Linked DNA regions of Mus musculus: region 2 is linked to region 1. Evidence: chromatin loops called from intact Hi-C (ENCODE). Cell type or tissue: heart. All regions are shown on one strand.

Evidence for each region. A loop is a pair of places that touch in the nucleus more often than their neighbours do. Peaks named below come from ENCODE experiments on the same cell type or tissue, not always from the same donor. Only the 100,000 strongest peaks of a DNase experiment are listed, where the experiment ranks them.
Region 2: a loop joins it to region 1, with 8 times the contacts of the local background. A loop is called at or near these places in 23 of 42 quality-filtered maps.

What each region holds. Positions count from the first base shown.
Region 1 is chr10:18,524,487-18,532,486 of GRCm38, forward strand. Nhsl1 (NHS-like 1) reads left to right here. Exons shown (of 7, transcript NM_173390.3): 5 at 1-2,556; 6 at 3,050-3,182; 7 at 6,782-8,000. The coding sequence ends at 7,487. Among named protein-coding and RNA genes, the nearest start is that of Hebp2, 18 kb to the right of the region's middle. In heart, CTCF peaks have their summits at 4,291 (motif pointing left) and 5,095 (motif pointing left); DNase peaks (open chromatin) are centred at 1,035, 1,755 and 2,045; H3K27ac peaks cover 808 bases.
Region 2 is chr10:18,387,227-18,395,226 of GRCm38, forward strand. It overlaps a transcript of Nhsl1 not described here. Among named protein-coding and RNA genes, the nearest start is that of Nhsl1, 16 kb to the right of the region's middle. In heart, CTCF peaks have their summits at 1,644 (motif pointing left), 4,574 (motif pointing right), 6,660 (motif pointing left) and 6,865; DNase peaks (open chromatin) are centred at 1,735 and 2,985; H3K27ac peaks cover 944 bases.

The DNA of each region.
Region 1 (8,000 bases):
GATGTTCTGTGAAAGATGACCATCAGTCCCCCCGTCATCACTGGAACGAGGGTCATCTCATTCATTCACGGGCTTTAGCCTCCTCTGTCCCTGGTGCCACCACGCTGTTATCCCTCCATGATTCAGAGGTCTCTCTAAATGCCCCAGCAAACAGGGAAAATGGATCCCAAGCCATACTCTATCATTGTAGAAACAACCCAAGCTTTCCTGACCACCCTTCAGATGTGGATGGCAAGAGCGAGTGTAGTTATTCGGGGGACAGGGGATGTGGCAGTTCTGAGCCCTGGGAATATAAAACCTCCAGCAATGGGCGGGCATCCCCACTGAAGCCACACCTGGCCACTCCTGGTTGCTCTACTCCCACAAGTAACGTGAGCAGCTGCAGTTTGGACCAAACATCTCTCAAGGGTGATACCAGGTCCCTGTGTTCAGAGGACCATGATGGTTACTATACTACCACTCACGAGGCTGGGAACCTGTACACTCTCAGTGATGGCTTGGGGAACCCCAGGCACAGCATGGTCAATGTTTTTGATGGAAGGGCTCAGAGAAGCCAAGGGGATCAGGCCGCTCACCAGGATAAAATCCTTTCGAGAAACATCTCTCTGAAGAAAGCAAAGAAACCACCCCTGCCACCATCCCGGACCGATTCTCTGCGAAGGATTCCCAAAAAGAACAACCAGACAAACGGTCAGGTGCTCAATGAGAGCCTGATCGCCTCGCTCCAGCATTCACTGCAGCTAAGCCTCCCTGGCAAGGGCGGCAGCTCCCCTTCCCAGAGCCCCTGCAGTGACTTTGAGGAACCCTGGCTCCCCAGGTCCAGAAGCCAGAGCATTGTTAGCGAGGGTAGTAGCTTGACCTCCACCACCACTCCCAACGTGTATTCTCTGTGTGGGGTCACTCCGTCCCAGAGCGACACAAGTAGCGTCAAGTCGGAATACACGGACCCTTGGGGTTACTACATTGACTACACGAGCTTGCAGGAAGATCCAGGGAACCCCACCGGGGGCTGCTCAGCCAACACTGAGGCAGCAACTGGAAACGGGCCAGTACGCCACATCCAGGAGGGGTCGAGAGTCCCAGTGCCCCAAGTGCCGGGCTGCTCAGTTAGACCAAAGATCGCCTCACCAGAGAAGTCACAGAGAGTCACCTCTCCATCCAGTGGGTATTCTAGCCAGTCGAATACACCCACAGCACTCACCCCTGTGCCTGTGTTTTTAAAATCAATGTCACCAGCAAATGGAAAGGGGAAGGCCAAGCCCAAGGTACCAGAAAGAAAATCGTCTCTGATCTCTTCTATGTCCATCTCATCATCGTCCACTTCTCTCTCTTCTAATACTTCTACCGAAGGAAGTGGGACCATGAAGAAACTGGATACAACCCTGGCCTCGGCCCTTGCCCCTCCCCCTCCTCCTCTTCCCCCTCTGCCTTCTCCGTGTCTGGCAGACAAGTCCCCTTTTCTTCCACCACCTCCTCCTCTAGCAGATTGCTCCGAGGGCTCTCCTCTGCCGCCCTCTCCCATGTTCCCCCCTCCACCACCAGAAGCCCTTGTTCCCTTCTGCTCCCCCACCGACGGGTGCCTTTCTCCTTCTCCCACAGCAGTTAGCCCCTCTCTTCCAAGATCCTTGCCTCCTGTGCCAGCACCTCCACCTTTCTTGCCCTCATCAGAACCCCCGCCCGCTCCGCCTCTGGACCCCAAACTCATGAAAGAAAACAGGCCCTTTTTCAAAAACTCTAGCCAGTCCGAATCCTCTAGGGAGGCCCTCAGGCGGCCTGCCAACAAGGAGGAGGGCTGCCGACCCCCCATGCCCCTGATCACCACAGAAGCTTTGCAGATGGTGCAGTTGAGGCCAGTGAGGAAGAACTCAGGTGCCGGGGCAGTCCTGTTTTCTGAACCATCAGCTCAGGAACAACGAACTCCGACTGCTCCACAGTATCACTTAAAGCCATCTGCTTTCCTCAAATCCCGAAATAGCATAAATGAAATGGAGAGTGAAAGCCAGGCTGCCTCTGTGACGAGCTCGCTTCCGATGCCTGCCAAGAGCCAGAGTCAGGGTGACCATGACAGTGCAGTAGAGCGTGGCGGCCTTCCGAGCTGCAGCGATGGAGCTCCAGGCCCGGGTCCCAGCCTCAGGACCACTCTGCTCCCAGACTCTTCACCCAGCAGGAAGCCACCCCCCATCTCTAAGAAGCCCAAACTGTTCCTGGTGGTACCACCTCCGCAGAGAGATTTCACAGCGGAGCCCACAGAGAACGGGAGCGAAGCTTTCCCAGGCGTGCCCAGCCCTACCAGGGCAGAGGGGGAAGCTGTGCGGAGCCAAGAGGAGAAATCCAGCCCAGCATCCCGAGCTGGCTCTCATGCTACGGCCCCCACCCCCGGCAGTCCGGCTCTAGAACCGGGAACTGCAGGGTCCTTATCCTCTAGCATTGTGGAAGCCAATGTCCCCATGGTCCAACCTAATACATCACCGGGCCCCACACAGGAAGAGTCAGGCGAGAACAGTGTGGATGGTGAGAGAAATGCGAAGAGCTGCCTGTCTCAACAGGGCAGAGAAGGTAAGGCCGGCTGCTTTCTACTGCACTCTTCTGATCTTCTGGAGATGAGCCAAATAGGGCTACTGAGCTCTTTTGCAACCAGGTGAAGCAGCCTAGACTTCGGCAAAAGCCGGCAGTGTGTGGGCTTCTTACACCTCATTACCCAAGCTGCTTTGTGAGCATTTTAAAAACTAAGAGAAGAGAGGGAAAGAGAGGGGTGGGGGTGGAGGTGCTGGGAGGTCTGAGGCAGGCTGGGTATTCAGTAGCAGGAGAAACGCTCTTAAACAAATTTAAGAGCAATTTAGTCCAAAGTCTGTAGCAGGAAATAGCCCTGGCTGTCAGGCTAGCGAGTATCATTTCTACCTCAGGAAGAACTCAAACTACAGAGCCACGGGGCTTCGCCATGGTTCTCACACTGTCGGAAATGGCAGCAAAGTGGCATATTTCAGAGCCGGGCAAGGGACTGAAGTGCTAGTCACAGCGTCTAATGTTTGCCTGCCTTTCTTCTCTCTAGCTGGCTTGCTGGAACCCAACACAGCTGCTTCCTCTTCAGACCCCGTGGATGTATCTAAGGAAGAGGGAAGCGATGAGGTGCTGACTCCGACTAAACCCAGGACAACAGAAGACCTGTTTGCAGCCATTCACAGGTATCCCAAACTTTTGTCATATTTTAATATACTTTATAATTTCTTCTTTCTGGACGGGCTCCTCTGTTTGCATGAGGTTTTGTCTGTTGGCTAGCCACGGTTCGTTTAACAGTACTCAGTTTAAAGTGTCGTTCTTATACATTAATTACTTTTTAAAGTTTGATTTCTGTTTTACTTTGTTCCATTGATTCTGTGCTGACATCGAGGGCAGAATGTGATACCTTCTGGTAGACGCAGCTGTGGCTGGCAAGGCACCTAGTGTGCCAGTCATGTGACTGAGTGTTTACAAGATTTGGAACCGGTCTGGGGTGAGGAATGCTGAGTTCTGTGACTTACTGTACATAGACTAGCTCTACAGAGCCACCTTCCTAAGGGTGCTTCAGTTGATTTATTTATTGTTACTTTTTTGTTGTCTGTTTAGAAAAGCCATGATTTCATAGTGCTTTTTGTTGCCTCCTTCAAGACTTTGTTTCCTTTCTGTTTCTTGTCCCCCGACTCTTCTCAGATCTACTCCTATCCAACTTTATGCTTGCGCTCTCTCTCTCTCTGTCTCTCTGTCTCTCTCTGTCTCTCTCTCTCAAATGAAAATTAAAAGCCACTAGAAACCATGGAATACAATCTGTGTTGGCCGGCTCACCTAGCTGCTTCCCTGGAAAGTGATTTGAAATACCCAGTAGCACTCCCTTGAAAAAAACTGACTTTTCCTCTCCCAGTAGTTATCATTTGTGAGTAGCTTCTTGCTGAGGGCTGGGACTCTGCCCTCACTTTGCTCCTTTCTGCTGGGATTTTATCTAGCTTGCGCTTATTCAGGTCTTTTATAGGCTGTGCGTTCATTCCTATGTCTATCCCACCATGTCCAGGAAAATGCTATTTCCCCTGAAGTTGGCTACCACCTCTGGCGTCTGGCTCTAACCGTCTTTTCACCCACTACTTCTATATCCCAGAGCTTTGCTGGTAAGGATGCAAGGCTGAGCCATCCAGTGTCTCCCAAGGAATAATTTTTCTTTGGCAGGAGGAAAAAAAAAAGCGGGGGTGGGGTGGGGTAGGGGAAAAATCTTTAAATTTGTTGCTGTATACCTCTAGCGCCATCTGCTGGCTTTAAAAAGACCAGTTACTTTGTCAAAGGGAACTGCTTGTTACCTGGTAACAACTGATGGTTGATTACCTTAGAGTTTAACTGATTTAGTAATTCAGCTTTGCTTATTACATTGCTTGGCCGTATCCAGATGAGTGCACCCCTACCCCACAGAGGCAATATAGTAGAAAATGATAAGATTCAGATGTGTGCAAGTACTTTAAGAACCAGTGTTGTGTAAGGGAACCCCTAGCTGCTTACAAATCCTTACTACCAGGCTTTCAGATAACGCCTGCGAATATTTCTCTGCCATTAAGACTTTGTTTTGACTCAAGTGACTGTCCTTCATTTCCCTTCTGAGACCACGTACTCTATAAATCATTGGATTCCCTGAATAAGTAATCCATGTTAGCCAGCTCTCAAATTCTGGTGCGTCTGAGTTTAAGTGAAAAGGCCGTTGAGTGTGGTAGAAGAAACCCCCATCCTCACCTAACTATGTGCAACACAGGAACATCTAATGTGGGGCAAACCACGCTGGAATGGGCGTTAGACATTGAGTTGACAGACAATGGTGTGCAGGTTTCTCTCCTCTTGGCTTTGTTTGACCTGTTGCCTGCAGTATTGGTCTAAAAGGCCCAAAAGTCCAAACCTGTTGCCTCACTGGTTTCTTTGATCTCATTAGAAACAGAAAGAGTGGGGCTGGAGAGATGGCTCAGTGGTTAGGAGCACTGACTGCTCTTCCAGAGGTTCTGAGTTCAATTCCCAGCAACCACGTGGTGTCTCACAACAGAGGGATCTGATGCCCTCTTCTGGTGTGTCTAAAGACAGCTACAGTGCACTCATATAAGATAAATAAATAGACAGATCGATAGATAGATAGATAAATAAATATCTTTAAAAAAAGAAAAAGAGAGCTAGCTATCTGGTTCTTTCTTAAAACAAGGAAGTGAGAAATGGGTCTTTTGAAAACAAGCAAATAAAGTCACATTGTAGAGATTTACACCGATGTTCCTAACTGTAGCTGTGCTGGACACATTATAAACACTCAATAAATAGTTTCTGAATTAAATGAAACTAATTGGAACTTAACTGTCCTGAAATTCTTTTGAGACTTTAATGTCTTTCATTTAGCATGGAATGCACCAAGTTTCTAAATATACAGGAATCTGTATTTATAATCACAAGCCACAGAGAAGTGTGTTGCCAAGTTGCTGTGTGTACTAAATACTCTGTTGTAAGGGAACCCAACTGTTGCAAAGCCATGGTTACTGCAAATTTTTGTCTAAAAATACACCAAAGGGCTCTTCTATATTTTATTTTGGCAACCTTCAGAAGGCATTAAAGAATGTGTGGTTTCTGCTAGAGAGACAATGCCATCTCTTACAGATACAGAAATCATTCAGTCTATTACTCTCTGTACACATGGGAAAATTAGAGGCCAAGTAGCCTTAGGAATGGATTGAAAAGAAAAAGCTCAGATACATGCTAATTTCTGTTGTGGCATCAATACTGACTTAGCAGATGTAATCAGAGTCCATCTGAATTCTGGATCCTTACCTGCAGCACTGGCACTCGTGATGTAAAATACAGACGATCCAAACTGAAGCGTAGCTTTCGGAGTTCTAAAATAATGCAAATTAATTCTCTTCAGATTTAAAGCCAGATGGAAAGTGTAGAACACCAGTTGAGGTGTGAAATTTTTATATTTATTGAAGTGATTAGACTTTAAGCCATTGTTAACTATTTAAATGCCATCTTTAGAAACACACACACATACACAGAGAGAGAGAGAGAGAGACTACATGCAGAGATATCAGAAGTTCAAATTTAGTTTATTTTGTAAGCAGCAACTGCCCCCTGAGAATACCAGTTTTGTTTTCCTTTTGTTTTGTGTGTATGTTTTTTTAACTTGCCATTTCTTTTAGTTCTTTTTTTTTAAGATTTATTAATTTATTATATGTAAGTACACTGTAGCTGTCTTCAGAAAATCCAGAAGAGAGTGTCTGATCTCGTTATGGATGGTTGTGAGCCACCATGTAGTTGCTGGGATTTGAACTCAGGACCTTCAGAAGAGCAGTTGGTGCTCTTAACTACTGAGCTATCTCTTCAACCCCCTCTTTTAGTTCTATATCTACAATTAAATGCCCTAAATGTTACAGAGCATCGCTGTGCCTTTTTGTGCCTGAGCACAATCAAAACATTTTACCACAGGCTTGTGGTCCTTGGCTGAAATACCTAAAAGACCGAGAGGAGCAGAGTTGCTCTGGAAGGTAGTCATTCATTTCTCTTGTTGAACTTTGAGTAGGACAGTTGAAGAAAAATACTTTTGGCCACATTCTGCTGTCATGGGGAATCTAGTGCTCTGTCTTTAGAAGTAAATAATATCAGAGAAGCTCTTGGGCTCGTCTTTAATGATGGTGTGTGTGTGTGTGTGTGTGTGTGTGTGTGTTCAGGAAGTGGTCACAGGAAGATGACAGCAAGGTTGCCAAGGACTGACTGTTATTTTAATTTTGTTTTATTTCAGATCTAAAAGGAAAGTCCTTGGCCGGAAAGACTCAGAAGACGATCACACTCGAAATCACTCTCCCTCCCCGCCTGTGACACCCACGAGTGCTGCCCCTAACCTGGCCTCTCCAAAGCAAGTAGGGTCTATCCAGAGAAGCATAAAAAAGAGCACTACCAGCAGTGACAACTTCAAAGCTCTGCTGCTAAAGAAGGGGAGTCGCTCGGACACCAGCGCTCGCATGTCAGCGGCTGAGATGCTCAAGTCTACGGACCCTCGCTTCCAGAGATCTAGGTCGGAGCCTTCGGCAGACAGCCCGGACAGCCCATCCAGCTGCTCCCCCAACAAGAACAGGAGAGCTCAGGAAGAGTGGGCCAAGAACGAAGGCCTGATGCCTCGGAGTCTGTCCTTTTCGGGCCCTCGGTACAGCCGCAGCAGGACGCCACCCTCTGCGGCCAGCAGCAGGTACAGCATGCGGAACCGCATCCAGAGCAGCCCCATGACCGTCATCTCCGAGGGAGAGGGAGAACCTGCTGAGCCAGCGGACAACAAAGCACGCAGGGCCCTGGATGCTACCAGGGTGTGCTCTCTGGACAGACTGACGGGTCAGGAGATGGACCAGGCCAGCCTCCTCTGTAGCGAGGAGCCTGCCTCTGTGGATGGGATAGGAAGGGCTGAGGGCAACGGTCCCTCGGAGCAGTGTGGGGGTACGGAACAGAAGAGTTAGTATCAGAGCCTGCCTCTCATGAGTGAGGCAGGAAGGTGAGCTGTGCATCACTCTAGGAAGTCTCTGTGGCCTTTTCCTGGCTTGTGGGGACCCCACTCAGCATTGGTGTTGGGGAGGTCTCGGCCTTTCGGGTCTCTTAGGACTCACTCGCCGTGTGGCTTAAAAGCAAGTAGAAGCTTCAACTTCTGAAAGTGCTTCCTGGGGAAGATGGTTTGCTTTTGTTGTTTTGTTTTGTTTTTCCCAAAATGCTGGGTGTGTGTATATGTGTGAATTTTGAGTACTTCATTCTAACAAATACACACACTAACGTTACGTATAGAAATAGGAGAAAAGGTCAGAGTTCAGGTAGGGTAATGGAGTCCACTAGACCAGGGTGATAAGTGGTTTCAGCGCATTACGGGTGTGGGAATGTGTAAGTTCACGAAGAGACTGGAAGCCGTTAGTGGGCTGGTTCTAAGTATAGAACATGTCTGTGTGTGCACTTACTCAAGACACACGGGAAACCAGGAAGGG
Region 2 (8,000 bases), 140 kb before region 1:
GGATCCAGAAACAACACCGTGCTACAGGAAAGAGGAGAAAATTAGGCTCTGTTGGAGCATCTCTGCCTGTCCTTCATAGTTCTCTTCCCAGACCCAGGGGGATCCATTTCCACAATGGCAGTTTTATGATGCAAACTGGAGCCTCAAAATCCCTAACAGAAAACTTGAAGGATAAGTTTTTCATTGCACTCTGCTCAGTAGTCTGCACTACTTTGTGGTTTGAGCACAACGATCTGTTGGTCCAGTGTGTATTTTATATACTACCTGCCAGCCACTTAGCAGCCACTTCGATTATCAGTTTAATTGTATATTGCTTGCGTTTAAACCAGTTTTATTTTACATAAGAATGGCTCCAAAGTGCAAGAATATTGATGCCAATATACACGAATGAAACTATAAAGAGATCCTCTTAAATGAGGTGACAAAACACAATACTTTTAGAGACGAGAGGAGCAGAAAAAAAGAGATAACCTCATAAAACCCTCACTGGAATAAACTGCTTTATTTCTTTTTTTAGTATACTTTGCTGTTACTCTTTTATCACTTTTGATCTATTACTGGGCATTGTTCATAGATTAAATTTTGCCATAGGTATATGTGTCTAGGGGATTACATGGGCTCAGTACCCGCTACGGTTTCAGATAGCTACCAACATTGTGGAGGATGGTGACTATAGTATCTAGATCCTGTAACACACATGCAAAGATGGAGCCAGGAGCAACCAAGAGCTTTACCAGACTCTGGGCCCCTCATTTTCTTTCTCTCTCTCTTTCTCTCTTCCTCTCTTTCTCTCTTTCTCTCTTTCTCTCTTTCTCTCTTTCCTTCCCTTCCCTTCCCTTCCCTTCCCTTCCCTTCCCTTCCCTTCCCTTCCCTTCCCTTCCCTTCCCTTCCCCCCTTCCCTTCCACTTCCCTTCCCTTCCTTCTTTCTTTTAAAGATTTATTTATTTTATGTGTATAAGTGTACTGTAGCTCTCTTTAGACACATCAGAAGAGGACATCAGATCTCATTGCAGATGGTTGTGAGCCACCATCTTACTGGGAATTGAACTCAGGACCTCTGGAAAAGCAGTCAGTGCTCTCAACCTCAGAGCCATCTCTCCAGCCTCACTTTCTATTTTTCTAATCAGGGTACCTCCCCCTCCCCCTCAACAGTCCCTCAGCCCTGCCCTGTCTTTGTACAGGACCACTTTTACTCTATTTGTATGTATAGCCATGTCTTGTGAAAATTAAAACATCCTTACAAGAGAAACTTCTTTTTATAATCTAGTCCAGTACATTCTACTTTGTTGAAATTGGTTCTTAAAATTTTTAATATTTTTAAATTTTTAACTATTCCCATCTTTTTGTGACAACCTAGTAGGCTTTTTTGTTTGTTTGTTTGTTTGTTTGTTTGTTTTTTGACAAAAATGTGCACATATAATGATTTAAATAATTGTTTAGCAAGCACAGATAAGATTTACAAGCCTGTGAGCAATCTCTGCCCTGTGTCCCACGATAAAGTTGGTGTGGCACATGGGCAACTTTTTACTTTGTGAAGTTAGGACTTTCTAAGTTTACTTCCCAAGGCTCAAGAAATGTTGAATTGGTGGGTAGGTGCACAAGGACTTAGCTCTAGTGTAAGTAGCCACCTAGTGGCAGCTGTCTGCATCTGACCAGGGTCCTGTGTTGAGTGAAGTCCTCTGATTTCTCCTCTGAGAAAGGCCATCTGTGACTTACAGGGCTTGCCTGGCAGCTTGGGGACGCGTCCCAACCCCTCCATATAGTCTTTCCTTTGTTGATGGGTGGGCTCCATTGCTGTACTTCCCTAACAATTACTGTCTATTGTCTTCATCTTCCGCGGAGAGGTGCTTTCAGCTCTGGCTGCCGCTCCTTAGGATTCCAAGCACTTGGCATTGGGCCCACACATCTGTAGAGTTACAAGCTCCTGAGGTAACTATGCATGGCCGTGGTTTACAAATACCAACACAGACTAGCACCCTAGGATCAAAGCATTCAAGGAAAATGTGCCAGTGTCCCACCTTGCTCCTCAGAAGAGGTAAGAAAGGACTTTTCCCCCCTCAGGGCCAGGGAGATTGAGAAGTCCGGGGAGCTGGCATCCGAGTTGGCCACGGAAAGTGAAGCTGTCAGGGTTTTGGCTCTGTTTAGCTCCATCCTCCCAAACACTTTGATGGTCTCCCAGCCAGCTCTGAAATAGCTGTGAATAGGAATCTGATTGTTGCGTGCCATGAAAGACCAAACAAACTGGCAATTTAGAGAAGTCTTTGTGTCACCCCTCCCTTGCAGCACCCACTTTCTCCACCCCCCCCCCAATAATTAATGTGATCAAATAACCCCCCTCATGTTTAGAAGCCCGAGATCAGCATATCAAAGGGTGGGAAGGGCCTGGCAATCCTTACCAAACTCGCTCTGAGGGAAACAAAACTTATTTGCATAGGAAGAGACTTCTCTCTCTTTGCCTACAGCTGAGGAGTTTCCCCATAACTCCCTGTTTTGGGAGAAAATTGGCCAATTCCCTTTTTGATTCAGTCATTTCCTGAAGGTAATTCCCGAGAGTTGAAGCTCTGGGTCCAAATCCCCTCCGAGGTGGGAATGAATTGACAAGTGGAAGCCCCGGCAGTTTACTAATTCATAACTCTACCCCCTCCTTCTTCGTGTTGCTAAACACTATAATCTGTGACCTGAAAGGAAGAACACTACCAGCAAGTAAATATTGAAAAGGCCCTATGAAGTATAATGTGTGTGAATTGTGCCTGGGGAGCCCGTCTGCTGGGATGAAGTTCTCATCTGCTAATGAAAGTGAGGCGGTGGTTTTACAGGAGGTTGAAAGGAAATACTTTTAAAGTGCTAAGGGCTGGAGTTTAGTGTGTGAGTATTCCGTGTGACTGAGCGCGCACTGTTGTGAATGAATGAACTCTGTGCCACCGAGGACCACTGGGAACCCTGAGAGGAAGTGGAAGCATGACTCACGGATGTGCTTGAACTGTGTATCAAGGTGTGTGTGTGTGTGTGTGTGTGTGTGCGCGCGCACGCGTGCTAACTTCAGAGCCAGATCTGAAGCCTGGTAGGAAGAAAGACCTTGGATCATAGCAAGGAGAGGGCTCCTGGCTTACAGCGCTAGGCTACTACCCACATCTGAGGACAGCGGCCCAGTCTCTTCTGTGCAGTCTCGGGCGTGCATCGCCTGTCCGGAGGATTCACATCACCCTCAAGACTCAGCCAGGCTGGATGTCACTCACGGTGGCTTTGTTCTAAAGGCCTCCAGATGAGATTTATCTAGGCATCTGGTAAGTGAAACTTTTAAGTTTTACAATTTGAACCAAGCTGCTTAAATGGAGCGAGGGATTTGGCTAGAGAAGCCCATGGAGAAGACAACACGCAGTGCGCATCCATTGGTAGCGAAAGTGGGGGCCACTGGGGACCTTTGGCCTCTGTCTCTCGCAGCATGAGTGCCGGGGCTTCCAGAGAAAGGCTCATGATTGTCTGGAGGCAAAAGCTTTTCTCCAAAACTCGTGGAAAGGAAACAGCTCCTTGCTCTCTTGCTTTATACGCTGTAGTGTATTTAGAAAATGTTCAGAGCAGCCTACTAAAACATCCGTGTTATCTGCCTGCCTGCCCCGCCCCATGTTTAGCGCTGCCTATGTGTTTCTACAGTGCTGATATTAAGGAGTTCCTTGGGTGCTACAGTTACCATTCAGTTATTTCTTTCTCTCAGGATAGATTGACAGGCCTATTTCTAAGTTACCTATGTCATTTTTTAAAAGGTGGTCATCTGGTTGAGTTTTGAGACAGTGTCTTATGTGTCACGGGCTGCAGCAAGCCCGTCAAGTAGTCACTGGTAGGCTCTGATCTGTGTCTGCCTGCAGAGTGTTGGGATCACAGGCATGTACCACCATGCCCAGTTTTTGGTCCTGTTTACGGGGTACTGGGGACTGAACCCAGGGACTTGTGCATGCTGCACAGAATTCTACCAACCATGTTATGTCCTTAGCTTACTTTGTTTTATGTTTTAACAGAGGGTTTTACTGTTTTCTTTCTTTAAAAATTTTTTTTTCTTGATTTTTCGAGACAAGGTTTCTCTGTGTAGCCCTGGATGTCCTGAAACTCACTCTGTAGACCAGGCTGGCCTCGAACTCAGAAATCCGCCTGCCTCTGCCTCTCAAGGGCTGGGATCAAAGGCGTGCGTCACCACTGCCTGGCTTTACTGTTTTCTTAAAGGTTATATACTAATTTGTTTTAATTTCTCATGATAATAATCATGCCTCCAAATGCTATCTGGATATAAGACTAAATGTTTAAATATTACTTCTTGGTTTCAGGGTCACGGTCAGTTAAATGGTATCTGAAGGCTTCCGTGCTTCGGTCTCTTTATCCATTCACCTTGAGCCATTAACAGGGTGGTATTAACTACCAGTGCCTTTACTCCTTGGAGATCCGGTACTAATAGCCTGTTACCTGTCCTTTGGTTGATTGTGGTCTACAAATTCTCAAAAAGATGCATCTAAAAATGACAGTGATTTTTCTGGATATGGATCGCCTCTTGAGTTTTGGTGTAGTCATGGCTGTCCCACAAGGTGGCACTATTGCCGTGCTTCAGTGAATCTTTATGTGGAAATCAAGGTCTAGCTCCGCCTGGTTTAAATATCTGTGGTGTCTGCCATTCTGTGTTGTCTCAGTATATTTCTAAAAGGCGAAAGGAAAATGCTAAAACCTTCCTTCTCACATTATCCAATGAATTTTTATTATGAATTCACAGAGTTAAGTTTTGCTCATCATTGGAATCAGGAAAAGGGCTGATGCTGGAATCTCAAAAACCAGGCAAAGTCAGGAACTTCTCTGTGCTTGCTTTCTGAGAACTGGGAGAGTAGTCACTTGGGGGGACCGGAAGTTATGCTTTTAGGAGACAATAGGAGAGACTAGCCTCCATCATGGAGTGGGATTTGTAATATGGGTGTTGGCAGTGAAAGGTTCGACAGGGTCAGGGCTGAGGGGTGAACTGCATTATGAGAGCCAGCAGAGGAGAGCAAAAGCGGAGAGGGTAGAGTGGGCCCAGTACTCTCCTCAGGGGAGGAGGGAGAATCAAGTCAAGACTCCCACTTCTGTTGCAGGGAGCTATGGCTGCCCTCCAGTCGCCAGCACAGCTAGCTCTATCCTTTTCCTTGCAAGGTAACTAACTGGAAACTTAGAGAGCAGACTGAACACCCACTGCTCGGAGAAGGAAGTGGTGGCAGAGACTGTGGTGATGACAGACAGATGTCCACCGATGACAGCTGGGCAGGAGAGCTGAGGTTGGGGGGGATGGGGCACTGTGAGCAGGGGGATCAGAGAGAAATGACCGTGGAAATGGGACTGCGGCTGCAAAGTGAACAAATCCCTTGGTATAGTAGGTGGCAGGGCCGAAGGAGAGGGAAGTGGGGATAGCAAGGGTTTATTATTATTATTGTAAGTGTGTCAGTGGAGAAATTACCCACAGGTCATTTGGCTAAACCTGAGGCCTCTTGTGTATGTCATATTGTGGTTTCAATATGCTGGGCTCAGAGAATGGGAATTGGAGGAAGTGATATTGTAGGGGTGGGCTTTGAGACCCCCCTACTAGCTGCTCATGAGACAATCTTCTCCTGTTTGCTTTTGGGACAAGATGTGAAACTCCATGCACCGCGGCTGCCTGGGTGCTGCCCTGTTTCTGCCACAATGACAATGGACTGAATCTCTGAACCTGTAAGCCAGCCCTAATTAAATGCTGTTCTTTATAAGAGTCCCCTTGGTCATGATGTCTCTTCACAGCAATGGAAACCCTAGCTAAGACAGAGGGGTTGGTTTGTCCCTGCTGAACTACAGACTTGCTCCTTACTCTGAGTATGTCCTAGAAGGCAAACGCAGGCCTTATCCATCTTCTGACTACATATAGATTGCTAGATGGTCTACAGATAATGCATGAGCCAACTGTCTCCATGTGTATCGGATACAGCCTCTCGGGTGGCTCTCAGGTCCTTCTGTAGCAGTTCTGAGCGTCTAGGGTGGAGTCCAGGGGTTTGTAATTTAGTACTGGAAGACGTCACTTGGGACCAGGCTCATTTGGACTCTTTAAATGAAGCAATGCCTGGAACACTGCTCTTTGTTTTGCATGTGTGTGTGTGTGTGTGTGTGTGTGTGTGTGTGTGTGTGTGTCTGTGTCTGTGTGTGTCTGTGTGTCTGTGTGTCTGTGTGTGTCTGTGTGTGTCTGTGTCTCAGGAGCTGTTCACCTTGTGATTCCTCCCCGCCTCCTCACCCGCCGGCAGGGCATGGTGTCTACAGAGGCCAGAAGAGGGCATTAGAATCCCTGGAACTGGAGTTCCTGACTGTCGTGAGCCACCCTGTGGGTGTGGGGAATCAAACCAGGGTCCTCTGGATCAACAGTTTGTGCTCTTGACCACTGAGCCATCTTTTAGCTTCCGTTCTGTCCTTTATCCCTCGTCCATACTGTGCCCACAGTGCCGTAGAGCACTGCTGGGTTTTATCTCTCATGCTGCTGACATGGTGGATGGGTACTCACTCAACTTCTGTTTTGTGACGCAGACACAGGTTTGAAGTTGAAGCCAGGTTCCTCAGCCAGGCAGCGTTTGAATCTGCATACTCCTTCCTAGTGAATCCCACCATTTTCTTTTACTGGTGGTGGCTCTATTGCAGGTGGGTTGTGCGTTCTGCCACCTGCTGGTCATCTACTAAAATACAAATCATGTTTTGAGTCATTCTCCACATATAAGACAGGCTTTCAAACAGGACTGTTCAATAGACATAAATGAGGCATAATGACTGCTTTAGTACAGCCAACTGCTCTGAGTTGAAAGGTTTACATGTAGTGCTGCAAACCTGACAGAGCTAATTTCCTCTTATTTGGAACTTTTATTTTTTTCAGTCCAGGTGTTAAAATTTAATGAGAACAACATGTTTTAAGGGATCAGTTTTCTGTGTTAATCTCACAAAGAATGATCTTTTTATATGCCACATGTCTGTTCTAGGGATAGATGATTTTGGTGGCTCAAGGCATTGGGAGGGCCCTTGAGATTCAGATTCCATGCTGTTGGAGAAGTGTGATCTTGGAAAATGGCTATATTTCCTTGTTATTGGGGTTACTTTGACCATGTGGGACTGTGGGTCTCAGTATTGGCAGGAAGTAACAATTTCCAAACGCTTAACAGAGCACCTGCTTGGTGCAGGGCCCAGCAGGATAAACTGCATAGATGAGAATGTCTGTGTAGTGTGTGACCTCACAGCGACATTTCCTCATTGGGATATCTCTGAGACCCTATGTTCCCGAGCTTCTGTAATTGAAACACACTGAAGTATGTGGTTTCATTTTCATGGTGACAGTCGGAGGCACCATCTGATTCCTTCTGGGTGATTCTAAGTGGTCAGACTCAGGCGGAGTTCGTGCTTAGCGTTGGATGCACCTTTTCCCCTTTCTCCTTTTTGTTTAGGTTTTTGATTTTTATGGTATAGGGATGGAACTTGCACATGCTAGGCAAAAGTACACTGCCTCTGAACTTTGACATCCTCAGCCCCTGGGTTGGATGCATCTGAGACTGTTTTACATTGTAGTTAAGATTAGAAACAACATAGCCATTTTCACTTTCTGCCTTTTGCATGTAACTATTTGTAACACACCTAGTGCCTCCGTTGGCAGCTCAACCTTCAAAAAGGAGCCGTTTAAAAACATACTGCTCTTAAACAGGGAAGAGGAGTGTGAATACACAGCCCAGGAAGGGATGCACGGAACAAAAGCTCTAACCACATGGTCTACTGAACCGGAATCCTTTCTAAAACATGGCTCCAGCGTTCCACGTGGGTGAGAATCTAGGCACCAATACATTTCAGCCGGGTCTGACCTCGTGTCTGTACTCTCTGAGCAGTGCTAGGCTAGCACTCACAAACGGACACCATCTTGTCTGCCCGCACCGCCCCCCCCCCCCCACACACACACAGACATTTATTGGGCTACTGATAAGCACTGAATTCAACTATTG